2 separate regions of the Homo sapiens genome follow, and region 2 is linked to region 1. A link is a loop called in an ENCODE intact Hi-C map of the cell type or tissue named here. Cell type or tissue: spleen. All regions are shown on one strand. Region 1 overlaps ANKS1A (ankyrin repeat and sterile alpha motif domain containing 1A). Region 2 overlaps ANKS1A (ankyrin repeat and sterile alpha motif domain containing 1A).

Evidence for each region. Peaks named below come from ENCODE experiments on the same cell type or tissue, not always from the same donor. Only the 100,000 strongest peaks of a DNase experiment are listed, where the experiment ranks them.
Region 2: it touches region 1 in a loop (2.2-fold over the local background); 30 of 110 quality-filtered maps call a loop at or near these places.

Annotation. Positions count from the first base shown.
Region 1 is chr6:35,060,213-35,068,212 of GRCh38, forward strand. ANKS1A (ankyrin repeat and sterile alpha motif domain containing 1A) reads left to right here. Exons shown (of 24, transcript NM_015245.3): 13 at 1-41. Among named protein-coding and RNA genes, the nearest start is that of TCP11, 77 kb to the right of the region's middle. In spleen, no CTCF peak of the experiment used is centred here; no DNase peak of the experiment used is centred here; H3K27ac peaks cover 1,671 bases.
Region 2 is chr6:35,010,108-35,018,107 of GRCh38, forward strand. ANKS1A (ankyrin repeat and sterile alpha motif domain containing 1A) reads left to right here. Exons shown (of 24, transcript NM_015245.3): 11 at 7,366-7,952. Among named protein-coding and RNA genes, the nearest start is that of ANKS1A, 120 kb to the left of the region's middle. RefSeq lists an enhancer at 7,571-8,000. In spleen, no CTCF peak of the experiment used is centred here; no DNase peak of the experiment used is centred here; H3K4me3 peaks cover 1,124 bases; H3K27ac peaks cover 3,049 bases.

The sequences.
Region 1 (8,000 bases):
GCAAGTTGCTTCTGAATGGCTTTGACGATGTCCACTTCCTGGTAAGTGGCTGCAGGCCTCCTCAATGGCAGGGTGCTGCTCAGTGGAAACAGGCCTCCCTGGCCTCCCCTCTGGCCCCACAGGAGTCTGCAACAGTACGTAGACCCAAATCCCAGGGAAAGCTCACTGAGGTCACTCAGACACCAGGAAGTCAGCCAGGTGGTATGTGCCTTCTTCCCAAACTGTCCCTCTCCCTCTGCCCCAGAAACGGCTCCAGAGGGAGCTCTCTTTGCAGATCTGCTTCCCAAGAAGGAGGGTCCCTGATTCAGCCCTGTGTCCCCTCCCTGGCTGTGTATCCCATCAAGGCTGGGTACGAGGAGTTTTATTTATTTCTCAAAACTTGGTGTCAAGTGAGTTGTCACTGAAGCAAGGAGCCTTGCCTCCAGCAGAAAGACCCCTTCCCTGCCCAGCCAAGGCCCAGTGCCTGGGGTAGAGTCCAGAGTTACACAGCCTTATATACCCGTGGCCTCAGAGATGGCCCAGAGGAAAGGCTGAGTTGATGGCCTGGAGGATTGGTTGCTTCTTTGAGAAGCTCTCTCACAAAACACAAAGGGCCAAAAATAAAAAGAGAAACCAGGGTGTTTCCTCTGGATCCCTGCAGAATAGGGACCCATTTAGGACCCTGGGCTCAGGATCTGGTGCACACTCTGTCATTTCAGAAAGTAGCTCTGATCAGGGTACCTGTCACTGTCCCTCTCTTGGAAGCCCTTCTAGAGGCATCTGCATGCGCCGGGCCTGCTTCCAGGAGCAGGCATTTGAGCCAAAGTTAGTGATCATGGTCGCTGACACTTCTCACTAGCGCTTACTGTGTGCTTGGCGCCGTTCTTAGTGGTTTGCGTGAATTAGCTCATTGAATCTTCCCAGCAGCCCTGGGATGTGGACTCGTATTAATCCATTGCCCAGATGAAGGAAATGAGGTAGGTCCCTTGCTCAGGGTCACACTGTCAGTCATTGGCAGGGTGGAAATGTGTGTCCAGTGCTCTGGATCTGGAGATCAGGCTCCAGCCACTCTGCTGCACAGCCTCTTTCTTCTCTGTGGATACAGGGATGGGGGCGTGGCCACCTATGTGCTTTATGTCACCTTCTAGCCTGAGTCATCTTGGTTTGAGTTAGACCCACCCGCTCCGAGGGGATCTCTCTCACCTGTGCCCGCCTTGCTCCGCTGCCTCAGTTGAGGGCTGGGGTCAGAGTCAGCATGCAGCTCGCACCACCTGCACTCTGTTCTCTAATGGGGGCTTCTGAGGGTTTCTCGCTGATCGGGTTGTGTTTGGTGCCTCCTGAATAGTGGCCTGCCCAGGGAGCTGGCCTGAGGCTTCCAGGAGGGACCCACCTCACCCAGAGCCATCTCCAACTCCAGGGCAAAAGATACTGTGGTGTGCAACAATGCACCCTTTCCAAGCCAGCTTTGGGACAGTTAATTTTCAGCTTTTAGAAATCTTAAGTTTTAAAATAGCAATTTTTTTTCTTTTTAAAAGTTAAACTGAATGTATTTATGGTTCTTATGACCTAACTCCTGACTCACCACGTTCCTCGGGGAAGGATGACAAACTCGGGGTGGAGAGGGGGCTCAGGCAATGCGTGGGGACCCAGGTTGGCCCCTGGCTCGGAGTGTTGAGGGGCCTTCCTTCTCTCAACTCACCCCTTCCTCAGGCTGGCCGTCAGATGGGCAAGTGAGGGTGGTCTTAGGGTGTTCCCTCCCTGTACTTCAAGATGCTAGAGGCTGAGCTGTTGCTTCCCACCTCTCCTTCTGCTGATTTTGGAAAGAACAGGATTCCTACCCCTCAAATAGCCCGAGACTCCGTAGGACTGGAGCAGAGAGCAGCTGAGCAGGCCTTTGGAGAAGTGTGGCCTTGGGCCAAAGCTTCATGCACAGGGCAGGGCCTCTGTAAGATGCGTCTGTTCCTATGCTAGAAGGACCCTCATTGAGGGCGGCCTGCAGCTCAGTCCTTCCAGGGGCTCTCAGTGCTGGCAGGTGGAGTCTATACAAGAAGGAACGTCGAGCACCCCTCGGGTGAGCCGGGACCTCAGATACCTAGAGTGGCCTGCTGTGCACAGCATCCTGGGTAACCACGTGTGAATGGCCAGGTGGGCTGTCAGGCAAATTATGTTTTAACAGCCTAAAAAAAGAAGGCAACTTGGGAAGGGGAGCGTTTCTGTTATTGAAATATTCCCTCATTGCATGTGGATAACTTACATTGCATTAGCTACAGTGGATCCCATGTGGTTAGGTTTCCAATAGGCTACAATGTTTCCCTTGGTTCTGAAATGCCCTGGAGACTCTTCTACAAGATGCAGAAGTAGCTTCCAGGAAGCCAGGCTGGACATGTCTGAGGAGCGTCTGGAAACTGAGGCTGTTTGACAGTCATGGTGTTGCTGTGGGATCTCCCTGTGATAGGGCCCTGCGAGTTGTCATAGGAGAAGTACAGGGCATTTGTGCACATCACACAGCTCCCTCTCAGAGTGGAAGGGACTGTAACGCCATGTGGTCTGATCGCCCTCTCTGCCCGAATCCCTTCCAAGTAGTCTCTGCCATGATGGTTTTTTAGTGACAAGGAATTCACTACCTTGTAAGGAGGTTACCCATTCATTCTTTGCATTGTACTGGCTGATGTAGAGCATTCTTTATATTGAGTCAAAATCTGTTTCCTGTGGCTTCTGTCTCTTGGTCCCAGGTTTACGTTTTGGGACCACACAGAACATGTTTAAGCCCTTCAGAAAATTGAAGACCTCTGCCCCAGGCTCCAGGTGCCATGCCCTCTTATTCTCCTCTTGTGATGTGGTGATTGAGCTGGACAGGCAGGCAACTTGAACTTTATCCACACTGTCTTGCTTACAGACAGAAAGGGCCTTTGATTTAGAGGGGCAGGGCCAGGGCAGTGGGGGCTGCCAGGTGCTCCCTAGGATGGTGGAACTGACACCAGACGCAGGGAGAGAGGGAAACGTGGCTCACACATCTGCCAGCCAGCCAGCCCACGAGCCCACCACACTGCACCTGCATCGTAGCTGGTTCCATTTTCACCACAAATCTTATCCACAGGAAATGGGCTTTCTTAGGAGAAGGGAGGAAATGCATTTAATCAGCACGGAAGGAAGGTAATTGGTGGTTGGCAAATTTGTAGCTCCGGGCGTGCTAGCGCAGGTCTGATGCCCTTCACTCAGCCTGACGCCCTTCACAGAAGTGTTGATTGAATAAACGATGGTGGTCCTGATGCTGGAGTGCTAAGTAGATATTTAAAAAACCACATTTTTGAAGAATTGCTAATGTGGGGAATGTCCCCCTTGTAGTGCTGAGTGAAGAAACTGACACAGAAATTCACAATATGATCTTAATTTCTGAAAAAGAAAACATGTATGCATAGGAGGTGCAAGGGAGTGAGCCAAGATGTTTTCAGTGGCTATCTCAGGAGGACTCCGGGGGCTTCATTTTCCTCTTTGGAGTGTAATCGTTTTTCTCCATTTCCCACCATGAATAGATGTGAAATCAGAAAAGCAAATAACGTAGGTGTCTTAAGGAACTTGATGGTCCAGCTGGGAAAACAAAGCACATAAAAGAGCAGCCAGTGTCAAGTGCAGCGGAGGCTGGCAAGCACCGCCAGCAGAGGAGGAGGCCTGGATGGCAGAGATGCTGCTGCTGCCCAAGTGGCAGAGCCAAGTCCAACCTCGAACCTCTGGGTTCTGCTGTCTGTCCCAGGGGTTTCGTAGAGATGGTGGGACTTGGAAAGATCACAGAGACAGGAAAGGCCTGCTGAGAGGGGCCAACCTGTCTCTGGTGAGGGAGGAGGCTGCTGGGGGGCAGTGACGGGCAGGGCCCTGACCAGGCGGGAGAGATGGCTGGGCCTGACCTCAGGGCTCTCGAAAGCCACGTGTGGGAGAGTCCCAAGGTCTCTGAGCCCTGGGCATGGGGGGATGGTCTCTGCTAGTGCCCCACACCAGGCAAAAAGCCCCTTGAGTGAGGCATACCTTAGACATCCAGGGCACAGCTGAGAGCCCACGTGTGGCAGGCAGTCATGGCTCGGGGCAGTGGACAAATGGAAGATGGAAATGAGGCTGGCAGCAGGCTCAGGAAGGGTTAGAAATGGATACTGAGTCGGCCAGGCCGGATGGGAGGCCGCCTGCTCCTCCCGTCAATTTCTTTCTCTGCAGGCTCCTGCTACGTGGCAGATAGGCCCCCGCTGTCTTCCTGTGTGTTTCTGAGGTGGTGCCAGCTTGTTCCTACGTGTTGGAGAGAAATGACAGATAAAGAGAGGCCAAAGGCATAAGCTGGGGCCAAGAGGTTCTTCTACTGGCTTCTTTGAAACTTTCCAACCAGGTCCCCAAGCCCCTGAGGCTCCCTTCCTGTTCCTGTCCCCTGGATTTGCTCCTCACTCTCCAGCCCTCTAAACCAGCTTCACGTGAACAGTGGGGCTTGTCATCACCTCCTATGACATCCCTCCTTTTGCCTTCTTCTGCCCCAGGCCCAAGAGGCCACTGCCAGCCTAAGCGAGCTGCCACTGGGCACCATTATCAGAATGGTCATGGCCAAGAGGCCCTCTCCCCAGCCCCCACCTCCACCCCCGTCCCATCTCCCTGCACAGCACTCCATGAGCTGACTGCTGTCTTGGAGTTTTCTGCCCAGTTGAAGCAGAGCCTTAAACAGGAGGATCAGTGGAGCTGAGGCTTGGAAAGGAAAGGAATCCTCTTAGACAAGTGTGGATCCAGCCTCCTGGACTAGCTAAATTCTGTAGTCACTTAAGAATGTAATTCCTCGGTATCCCAGGAGGAAGAATGTAATTCCTTGCTATCCAAGGAGGAAGAATGTAATTCCTCGCTATCCCAGGAGTTGATGCTGCACCAGGGCCTCACCATCTCTGCCAGACTCTCCCTTGGTCTCGGGAGCCTGACCAAGGGCAGCCCTTTTAGCAAGTGAGACAAGGGACAGGCTCATTTGGGGCCTATTTCCAGCGAGTGCACCTCTTGCCCCCCCTCCCTTTCACTGCCTGACTGCAGCGCAGGCATTCCAGGTGACCAGCTGGAATCACTCAGGAGCCCTCCTCTGACTGCCCCAGGTACTGCTCTGGCCTTCTCCAGTCCCCTTTACAGTAGAAGGAACTCTGGGAACATTCTGAATGCCTGTTTTCATGCCTGCTAATTTGACCAACTGCTCTTTAAAGTGGAGTTGGACTGGCTGACAGATCCTCTTCCGTCGCTCCTGATTGCTGGCCTCGTTGTGAGCAGCAGCAGAGGCGTCTTTCCTGGCACCTCGAATGTCTAGGTACTCACTCAGCCAAACCCCGCATTGCGGGCTCTCAGTACGGTAATGTGCCCACTGTCACCCCTCAGGTGGCGTGGAGCTGGGACTGGCAGCCACGTCCCTGGACCTGGAGTGGTGCTTCCACCTCCCAATCTTCCCTTCCCAGGAAGATGCAGCCCCTGGGGCTCATGCTCATGTGCCCTCACAAGGTTGGAGCCTGGCACTGGGGCCCATCAGGCTGGGTGAGTGCATCACCCCTGGGCTGGTCCAGGTCAGACGTCCACCCACTGCATGTTGGGAGCCATTCAACCATAGGCTGAGAAAGGAGCTGGCAAGGAATGAGATGCAGTTCGGCTCTGTGCACTGGCTCAGGCCCCCCAGGTTCTTCTGGGCCTGTGCAGCCACCACCACTGCCTGGCCCGTTGCTTCTACCCGCCTCCTCCCCACCCTGCTCTCTATGAAGCTCCGGGTTAGTTAAGTAAACTGGATGGGGGAAGCTCAGGAGAACTCAAGAGTCTACTTAGTGGCAAAGGGAACTGGACCAGGAGTCAGGAGAGCTGGGTTCCCCTCCAGGTCCCCGCCCTGTGTGACTTTCGGCAGGTTACCCTTCCTCCCTGTTCGTCGTCTGTCACGCGGGCCTTCATTTGACCTACTTACTTCATGAGGCATAAACTCCGAAGAGGACACAGTGTTATGTGTGGTGACATCGTGTCAGAGAGCAAAACCGCATGTAAGGACGCAAGGTGGGAAGGTGGTGTTTTTCTGAAAAAGGCAGTGGGCAGCAGTCTTTCTCTGCAGGCTGCAGAGGTTGGTTTTGTCTCAGTCTTGTCCTCAGATCCATGAGTTAAAGCTGCTTTGGGTGGTCTTGGGACCAAGCCTCTGACTCCAGACTCACTTGGTCCCAGCAGATCTACACGGCTGATTTGGGGGTGACTGTGGCACCTTGACCTCAGCCAAGACCTCAAAGAGGAAGGTGTTTCAGGATGGCAGGCAGGAGATGAGTGGGAAGGCTGCCATGTCTGCCCACAGAGAGAATGGGGGCACCAAGGACCTGCTTGGGAGAACAGGGGTCAGAGTGGGGGGGTGCTTTCATGAAACTGGGAAGAGTTTCCCAAACCCATGTGCTGTCATATCCATCCTTGAGAGCCCTTCCCATGACGTGACAGATAACAAGGGCCTCAGAAGTCACCTGCAGAGGCCTTAGGAACTGGTAACACTTGACTCTTCCTGGTGGCTGTCACCACTGAGTTTTATCCCTTGAGGTGAGGCCAGGGGTGGCTGGGGTATGGGATAGGAAAGCAGAGAGCTGTGGGTGGGTCAGGCCAAGTGGTTCCTGCTCCTTCTGCCAGCTGTTAGTTGAGGGTAGGATGTCAATGTGGGGCTACTTTGGGAAATTCTGTTGCAGAGTCCTGGCAGAGCAGATGAACAAAACAGCCACTGAGCGCCTGATTCCTGCCCTCAGGCTGATGCTGGGTAGCAAACCCTGTGAGGCAGGCGGTTCCACTCTTGTTTAGCAGGTCCTGCTTTCTTAAGAACCTTGAGCAGCTGAACCGGGATTGGAACCCCTTTCTACCACAGCTGCTTTGCATAGTAGCTGGTACTGGGAAAGCCCTCGCCCCAGGTGGGTGACTGCACGCAGGCCTCAGGGAGCATGGCTTCTATTTCCCATCATTATTAAGAATTGGGGCCATAGTGGTGAGTATTAGAGAGCCCTGTCCCCTCCTCTTTGCTTTCTGTCCCCTCTCCCGATGGTTCTTCCTGCCCCCACCCCCGGGCCAGCCCCACAGCAGATGCCCTGGGACTGGGAGGAAACATGTGCTCCCCCTCCTCTCTGGGCCCATGCACCATGGCCATTATAGCCCCAGCCTCAGAAGTTGGTCCTGGCTGAGACCAGAAACCTGTTGTGTGTTTAGTCACCTGCACCCCAGACGAACGTGCTGAGTAACATGTTCTGGGGACTGCATAAACCACCTGTAGTAGCGGCCGGCCAGCATTAGCAAAGGCCGGAGAAGCCCGAGTGCCCAGTGGCAGGGTGAGTGACGGGCGTGCTTGAGTTGGTGCCGTCGCCACAGGTGTTGATAAATACAGTGAAATGTCATGGGGGATATTCACATGCAGTAGATGGGCATGTTAAAAGAGGCAGGTTAAAGAAACAGGTGGCAAGTGGTGGGGAAAAAAAAGAAAAACTGTCTGCATTCAGCCTATAATCCCAATTTTGCTGAAGTTTTTTTTCCTAATATATAGCTCAGAAAAATACACCAAAATGGTAGAAGTGATCCCAATCTTCCTTTTTTAAGAAAATTAATTAACTTAGGAAGATAACACCGAACAGTGGCCTTATGTTTCCCCCTGAGGTGATAGACTTATGGGTAGCTTTTACATTTTTCTTTGTACTTCATTTTCAATTTTTTTTTTTTTTTTTTTTTGAGACGGAGTTTCGCCCTTTCCCCCAGGCTGGAGTGCAGTGGCGAAATCTCGGCTCACTGCAACCTCTGCTCCGCCCCCAGTTCAAGCGATTTCTCCTGCCTCGGCCTCCTGTGTAGCTGGAATTACTGGCGGGCACTACCACAGCCAGCTAATTTTTGTATTTTTAGTAGAGATGTAGTTTCACCATGTTGGCCAGGCTGGTCTTGAACTCCTGACCTCAGGTGATCCACTCGCCTCAGCCTCCCAAAGTGCTAAGATTACAGGCGTGAGCCACCGCACCTGGCCTATTTTCAAATTTTTCTAC
Region 2 (8,000 bases), 50 kb before region 1:
GCCCAGGAGGTCAAGCCTGCTGAACTCCAGCCTGGGCGACAGAGTGAGACCCTATCTCCAAAATAATAATAATAATTTTTTTTTTAAAGAGTAGAGCTTATGTTTAGAGGCACAAGGGGAAAGAAACATAGGAAGATAACTGGGATAATGCAATATCTTAGGAGCTAAGGCTGAATGTGACAGAAAACCCTCAATAACTCTGGTTGAACAAGATAGAAGTAAAGAGTGCTGGGCTCAACAACAGTTCATGACCATTAAGGACCCAGTCCCTTTCTGCCATCTCATGGTTCAAGATGGCTATCCAAGTTCAAGGCATCAGCATGGGAAGGAAGAAAGGGGAGAATGGCACTTTAAAGATAGTTCCCAAAAGTTACACATGCCACTTTCACTTATAACCCACTGGCCAGAACTTGGTCATGTGTTTACACCTTGCTACAAAGGAGGTGGGAAATAATTGTCTTTATTCTAGGTGGCTGTGAACCTGTCTAAAAGTCCCATAACCAAGGAAGGAAGGGGAGAGTGAGTACTGGGGGCAATGGACAAACAGTATCCATTGATCTAGAAAGAGCTAGAAGGATGAAAACTAGAAAAAGGGTTAGGCAGTTAGAAGGCCATTGGTAAAGCCTAAATGGGGTCTAATTTCTAAGGTAGGAGAGAAGTGATGAAATTACCCCCCAATTTTTACATGGTGTTGAGAGTAGTCATTAAAAAAGTTTGATCTGTCTTCTCGGGAAATTGGTGTGATTGTCCTCCAAAAAGTGCAGGTGCTGTGGGTAAAGATGATGGCTTAAAGAGAGCAGAAGAGATGAGGAAATCGATCTTACATAGTTTTCAAGAGATGAATGAAAAGCTCACTGAGCCTGGTAATCAAGCTGGCATTTGAATTATTGCTCTAGCACTTACTGGATGGTGACTATTATTTAGGGAATCATTTAACTTCTTTAAGCCTCAGTTTCTACATGTAGAAGGGATACTAATTCTTACCTCATGGTTGTTGTGAATATTAAAAAGAAAATGCTTGGCATAGTGTCTGGCACAGAAGGAGTAGTACTCAATAAGTAGTAGCTGTTGGAAGCCAGCTGAGTTAGGTGAATTGGTAGAGGACTCAAGTCAGTTGTTTCTTGAGTATTTAAAAGGGCTCAACATTCCAGCAACTGGAGAAGAGAAAGCAAATGGCTATGAATACCCACTACAAGAACTGGCAGAAGATCAAGGGGAGCAAAGACAGCAAATATGCTATTAAATTAGGCATGGTTAGAAATCGTGGCTGGTTGGAAGCTGATCCAGGCAAAGCTGGTATATTGAAAACTAGGGAAGTTTGGGGGCCAGAGGTCAGAGGTCCAATGACAGGTAGAGAACAGACGCTTTAGGAGTTCAAGAAGAAGGGGGAGATGTAATGAGGTAATCAAGACCAAGTCAATGTGAAACAGTCCGAAGTCCCAAAGCTGGGCTATACCTATGGGCCCCAAGGTGAGTACAGATGGCTCCTAATCTGAAGATTCTCCACTGTGCTATTACATGTAATCCCAAACCAAACTTATAAGAATACTGGCCTTCCCTGGCATTTGAGTTTTATTCTGCCTCTTTAAAAGGGCTACTCAGAATAAATCAGTCTCCTTTGCAGAGTCAGGAGAAGGGAAACCAGCCTCTCTGTGCAGTGTTAGCATGATGAGCTAAGAGTTCAGAAATGACTGTAAATGAAAAATGGTGATAATGATAGCAGCTATCATTTACTGAATGCTTCCCACGGGCCAGCTGCCATGCTGATTTCCTTTATGTTGATTATGTCATTGTATATCTTGTGACAGATCTTCAGGGTAGGGGCTATTTTTGTCCCTGTTTCAGAGCTGAGGAAGAAAAGGTTAGGTATTGGAGCTGAGACTTAAACCCTAGTGTGACTGAATCCAAAGCCTGTACTTTTAACCATGAGGCTAAAACCATTTCATCAAAAGCCTTTCTGCTATTCATGTTCTTAACATCATAGAACTGGTAGGGACTATAGAGAGGTCCTTTAATCACAGATTCAAACTAGCCTAAATCCCAAAGCCCTGGAGAATGCATCCCAGGCATTCATTTTTTGAAAGAGACCTAGAGAGGAAAAGTCACGGGGCTGGAACTAAAACATGGGCTTCTTGAATCCCTGTCTAGCTCTTATTCTATTTCTCAGGTTGCCGTGGACCAAAATGAACTCTCAGTCTATTTGTCTTATCAAATTGCAGTCTTCAGCAAGTGTCTGAATAACTTGGTCAGGACCTTCCTTCCAGGAAGAGCCTGGTGACCCTCTGAAAGCAGCCATGTACTTGGGAGTTCTCCTGCACACCCATGGTTTTTGATGCTCACTATAGTGACTAGGCAGCTGGAGGATTCCAATCCTAATGATACGGAGAACACAAAACAATATGAGACACTGGGTCCCCCAGCCTTCTTCTCTGGGCCTGAGGGGAGATTTGAATTAGCAACTCCTCACATGAGCTGCATTCTTTAGCCTTAATTTAAGTGGGCAGAGGTGAATGAAAATGTGTAAATGTTGAAGTGTTATTATTCAAAAGCCCTTGAGATCCCATAGCTCATCGTAGTAATTAAAATGCAGCACAGAAGACCCCTTGCTTCAGTAGCTCACAGGGTATAAGGAAAATGAATGAGGATCACAAGTTGATGGGATTGGGAATTAGCATGCTGGTGTGCCATATTGAGTAGAACAGCTGGCCTCGATGTATGGGTAGCATAAGAAACAGGCCTCCCTCCCTGTGTGCCACTATCTCCTTGTTTCTCTCCTAGAAGGGCAGACTGTGGGGAGGGCAGAGCTCGGGGAACATGGGAAGTAGTGTAGGAGAAAGGCCTAAGGGTCTCTTCTGCAACTTCACTAGTCCCTGGGCGTGAGGTTTGTTGCCCAGGGTGGTCTCTAACTCCTGAGCTCAAGTGATCCTCCTCTCTCAGCCTCCCAAAGTGCTGGGATTACAGGCATGTACTGCCACACCTGGCCCTTCTCTGCCTTTTCTAATGTATTTTTACTTCTCTGTAAGCCTGACAAGGTCTTATTTCTCCTTCAGTGCTCAGCTCGAAAGCTACCTCTTCTGAGAAGCCTTCTGGTTCGAAGTAATCAGGCTTTCCTTTTTGTCTGCCAAGCATATGATTTATGCCTGTCTTAAAGCATCTATTGAGGCAGACTTGGTGTCTTTATTTTTTTTATTTTTTATTTTTTGGTGAGACAAGGTCTCGCTGTGTCTCCCAGGCTGGAGTGCAGTGGCATGATCACAGCTCACTGCAGCCTTGAATTCCTGGACTCAAATTATCCTCCCATCTCAACCTCCCAAGTAGCTGGGACAGCAGGTGTGCACCACCACACCCAGCTAATTTTTAAATTGTTTATAGAGATGAGGTCTCGCCATGTTGCCCAAGCTGATCTTGAACTCCTGAGCTCAAGCAATCCTCCCACCACAGGCTCCCAAAGCGTTGGGATTACAGGCGTGAGCCACCACACCCGGCCTCTTTATCCTCATATCCACCTGGGTGCCTCCTGAGGACAGACACTTCATACATTTGTCCATGGGATGAGTGGTTACAGTGACAGTTCTGGGGCCTGTCTCAGAGTTTCTCACTTCAGCCCTCTCACCATATTACCTTCTGTCCCTTCCTTCTGCTGTTCAGAGTTATAAGGATGGTGAAGGTAATGAATGCTTGTGAAGTGCTTTATATCTTACAGAGTACTTTCATGTACCTTATCTTTGATGATCCTTGTGACAGACCTGTGAGGAACGGAGAAGTAGTTGGTCTCATCTGTGAGCAAAGTGTGTTGTAACGGACCCTGTGTGGAGGATAATAACAATTTCAACATCTATTGAGAGCGTGGCATGTGCTAGACACGGTTCTTAATGCATTACACGTATAATTTAATTACCGCAACAATCCCCCAATTAAGATCCCAGAATTGCACAAAGAAGTGATTTGCTTAAAAACTGCTTCTTGATCAGTATATTCTATTGTTAGCACCTTGTCCCTAAGAGACCTTATATTATCCTTACTTTGCAGAAGGAAGAAACCATTGAGTAATTCTTTTCCCACCCATTGATCTGCCAAAAAAAACTCATCTTGGCCTTGGATGTAGTTTTTAATGGGAACAAGAACACCAGCCTTAGGGTCTTGGATCTCGGCAAGCTTTTCAGATACCAAAGTGTCTTTCTTAGGAATTGCCTGGCTAAGTCATATGATTATAAGAATTTCTTTCCATCATTTCTTATATTCCACAAAATATTGGTGGATTGTGGTTTCTCTAATAGGATTATGACCCTCAGAGATTCTTCCTCCACATATTTCCTTCCTCCGTAAGTTTCCATTCTTTCCTTCTACCCACTTCCTTCCCCTTGGCATGTGTCTGGTATTGAGCCCTTGGCATCTGTCTCTCTTTCATCATTGATAGCTAGCATGAATGGGTGGCTGTTTCACAGGGCCTGCATTGTTGGCTCCCACAGCAGCAGTTAGAACATTCTCTGTGGCCTGGGTTCTGAGGTCCACCCAGGCAGTGTGAGCCAGGCTGGCCCCCAGTTCTGAGCTGTGGTGTTTCCTTTCATTGTTGGTGCCTTAGCTCCCAGTTGTTAAATATGAAGCTGGAAGTTGATACAAAGCAGTAGAAGCCTGTGCTCCTTTTACCAAAGTCATCTTGCATTCAAATATAGTCAGAGGGACATTGTACCTTGGGCCAGGATCTGTAGGAAGTCGGCTATTAGAATGTGGTCCCAGAGATGGCAAATTTTACAGCCTGATTAACTCTCCCCATCAGCTTCTCCTAGGAAGTACTATTGACCTGAACCACATTAAATGGTCATGTGTCATCCTCACTGTAGCCCCACCATGCAACATCACTGGGTAGCTTTGTTCTGGCTGCCAGTTGTTATATGTAATATTCGTAGCCATGAGTCGTGGCTTCCTGGGGCCTTGGTTAAGCTATATGAAACTCTTATGTAATCAGCATTCCTTCTTCCCTAGAGAAAGGATTCAAGTTTTTCAGGGTTTGTTCATTGCTCAGGACCTGACCTTTAAGTTGAGTTGAGGTGTGAAAGTCCCAAAGTGGTCAAGTTTGAAAGTCCCAAAGTGGTCAAGTGTAGAGGAGGGGCCCAACACAGTGGCTCACGCCTATAATCCAGCACTTTGGGAGGCCAAGGCAGGCAGATCACTTGAGGCGAGGAGTTTGAGACCAGCCTGGCCAACATGGCAAAACCCCGTCTCTACTAAAAATACAATAAAATTAGCTGGGCGTGGTGGCACACACCTGTACTCCCAGCCACTCAGGAGGCTGAGATGGGAGAATCGCTTGAACCCAGGAGGCAGAGGTTGCAGTGAGCCAAGAGTGTGCAACTGCATTCCAGCCTGGGCAACAGAGCAAGACTTGGTCTCAAAAAAAAAATAAAGAAGTGTAGAGGAGAGAGATGCCAAAGTTGGTGCTTCTGTGCTCCTGTGGATAAGTAATCAGAGCCATAAAGTGGAGCTAATTGGCTGCCCCTGGCCACTTCTCTAGACTCGTGAAAAGCTGAACAGACTGTGGAGACTGAACTGCTCTTCTGGAGCTGGGAGGGGAGAGGGGGCGATGGGAGAACTGTATCCCTGCTCAGACCTCAGCGAGTTGGGCTCACTGTGAGAGCTGGTTGTTGAGACATTTCTTAAAGGCTGTTTTGAAAAAACCACTGTTGCAGGAGAGTAGCGTCATGCTTGGGCATTGGAGACTGTGTTTTAGTACATTGTGTTTATAAAGCACTGCTCATTTTGCACCCCTCCTCACCTGGCTACCCTCTCCAGTTGCAGAACTGAACCTCAAGAAGGGGCTTTGGGCCTTCAGGCATGCTGATGAGGGAGAGTGGGTGCTGTGTAGACAGCAACAGGAGAGGTACCCAGGCAGGCATCTCACATCCCTAAGGGGGAGAAGTGTGCCATCATGACATGGTGGAGACCTGGATTCTCATCACTATCATGACATTAAAGGGATTTTTAAGTATCATGCAGCCCAGCCCAGTCACTTTAGACGCTGAGGCCCAATAAGATGAAATCACTGCCAAGGCCACACAGCTAGAGAACAGCTCAGCCAGGACCAGAGCCAGATCTTCAGGCTTCTAGGTTGAAGTCTTCTCCTGCACCACCTGGGGTAACCACTAAGACTCCTCATCTGTAAACATAGTTGACCCTTTTGGTTCTAAGATTCTCTGAGCTCATGAATAGTTCTTGAGAGTTTTGAGCAAACTAGGGAATTGTTTGGTATAGGTGCAATAGATCCCACTTATAGAGAAGGTTAAGTTGAATATTATGGAATGTGAGCTAGTGCTGGACATAGTGTTATTTACTCTGATGATGTGGGTTAAAATCTTTAATGGGGCTGAGTTCATGCAAGGAAAGCCCCTGGGTGTGCCAGTGTAGTGCTGATGTTAGATTCTGATTTGGCCAATTATTTATGCTACTTCAGGGCGAGGTATTTGAGTGTACAGTAGTAGCTGGCCTCATGAGCTAGTAGTGTCAGATTTCTAGGATGTTAGGGAAGTCTCGAGAGAACTGCAAATGTCTCCTGGCATTGACAAATTAGACCATTTTGTTTTCAGTGGATCAACTAAGGTTAAACTTAAACAAATATGAGCAGCTGGGAGATTTTGGAAGAAGCAAGATGTGCACATTCTCAAAAAAAAAAAAAAAAAAGAGAGAGAGAAAGAAAAGTCTGTGCTCCCTGAGGAAGGAAGGATGAGGCGTGGAACTCGGAATGGCCCCCTCCGAGGAAGGAAGCAGTTATTTCTCTGCCGTTTTGTTTCTGTTAAGGAATTCCAGAAGTTGCAGGTTGTGGATCATGACCTCTTTTTTTTTTTTTTTTTTTTTTCTGTTGCTGCTTGCCAGAGGAAGGGAGGGCGGGTGGCCTTTAAATAACACTTTGGCCTTTATGGAAATGTATCAGATGTTCCAGGAGTGGGTCTCCCTGCTCGCGCTTGCTCACTGGTGCTCTTACTTTTGCTTCATGTTCACTCACTCTGTCCTGACTTGTGTCCTTTCTCTAGGTTATACTTAACACTCTTCTCGCCTTATATAGCAAGGTCTGGTCGTTAATGTTAACAGAAATCTAACAACAGGGAAGGCTGCCAGATAGCATTAATCAGGCCAGTGTTTGGAATTTCATAAATGCTCTGACTTTGGGTACAAATTGAACATTAAGAACAATATGAAAACTGTCTTCCTTCCTCTCTCTTCTTCTCTCCTCTCCCCCTCCCCAGCCTATCCAGTTTCTCTCTCTGTTTCTCTGTGAATTCCTCTGCTTTGCCATATGCTTGCTGCATTGGAACTTTGTTGATTTTTGCCACGTTTAATTTTTTATTTCTCTGTCTCTCCGTCCACTCCAAGACCACAGGCGGAGCAGCAGCAGCCGGAGCCAGGACTCTGCGGAGGGGCAGGACGGGCAGGTCCCAGAGCAGTTCTCAGGCCTCCTCCACGGCTCCTCCCCGGTGTGCGAGGTGGGGCAGGACCCTTTCCAGCTGCTCTGTACCGCTGGCCAGAGCCATCCAGACGGGTCCCCCCAGCAGGGCGCCTGCCACAAGGCCAGCATGCAGCTGGAGGAGACGGGTGTGCATGCTCCTGGAGCCTCCCAGCCCAGTGCCCTGGACCAGAGCAAGAGAGTGGGCTACCTCACAGGCCTGCCCACCACCAACAGCCGCTCGCACCCTGAAACTTTGACTCACACAGCATCTCCGCACCCTGGTGGTGCTGAGGAAGGAGACCGGAGTGGGGCCAGGAGCCGAGCGCCTCCCACTAGCAAACCCAAAGCTGAACTCAAACTCAGCCGCAGCTTGTCCAAGTCTGACTCTGATCTCCTGACCTGCTCACCCACAGAGGACGCTACCATGGGGAGTCGGAGTGAGTCCTTATCCAACTGCAGCATTGGGAAGAAAAGGCTAGAGAAGTCACCCTCCTTCGCCTCGGAGTGGGATGAGGTAAGGCCGACATGACGTCACAGGGAGCTGGGCTGGCCAGGCTGGCCG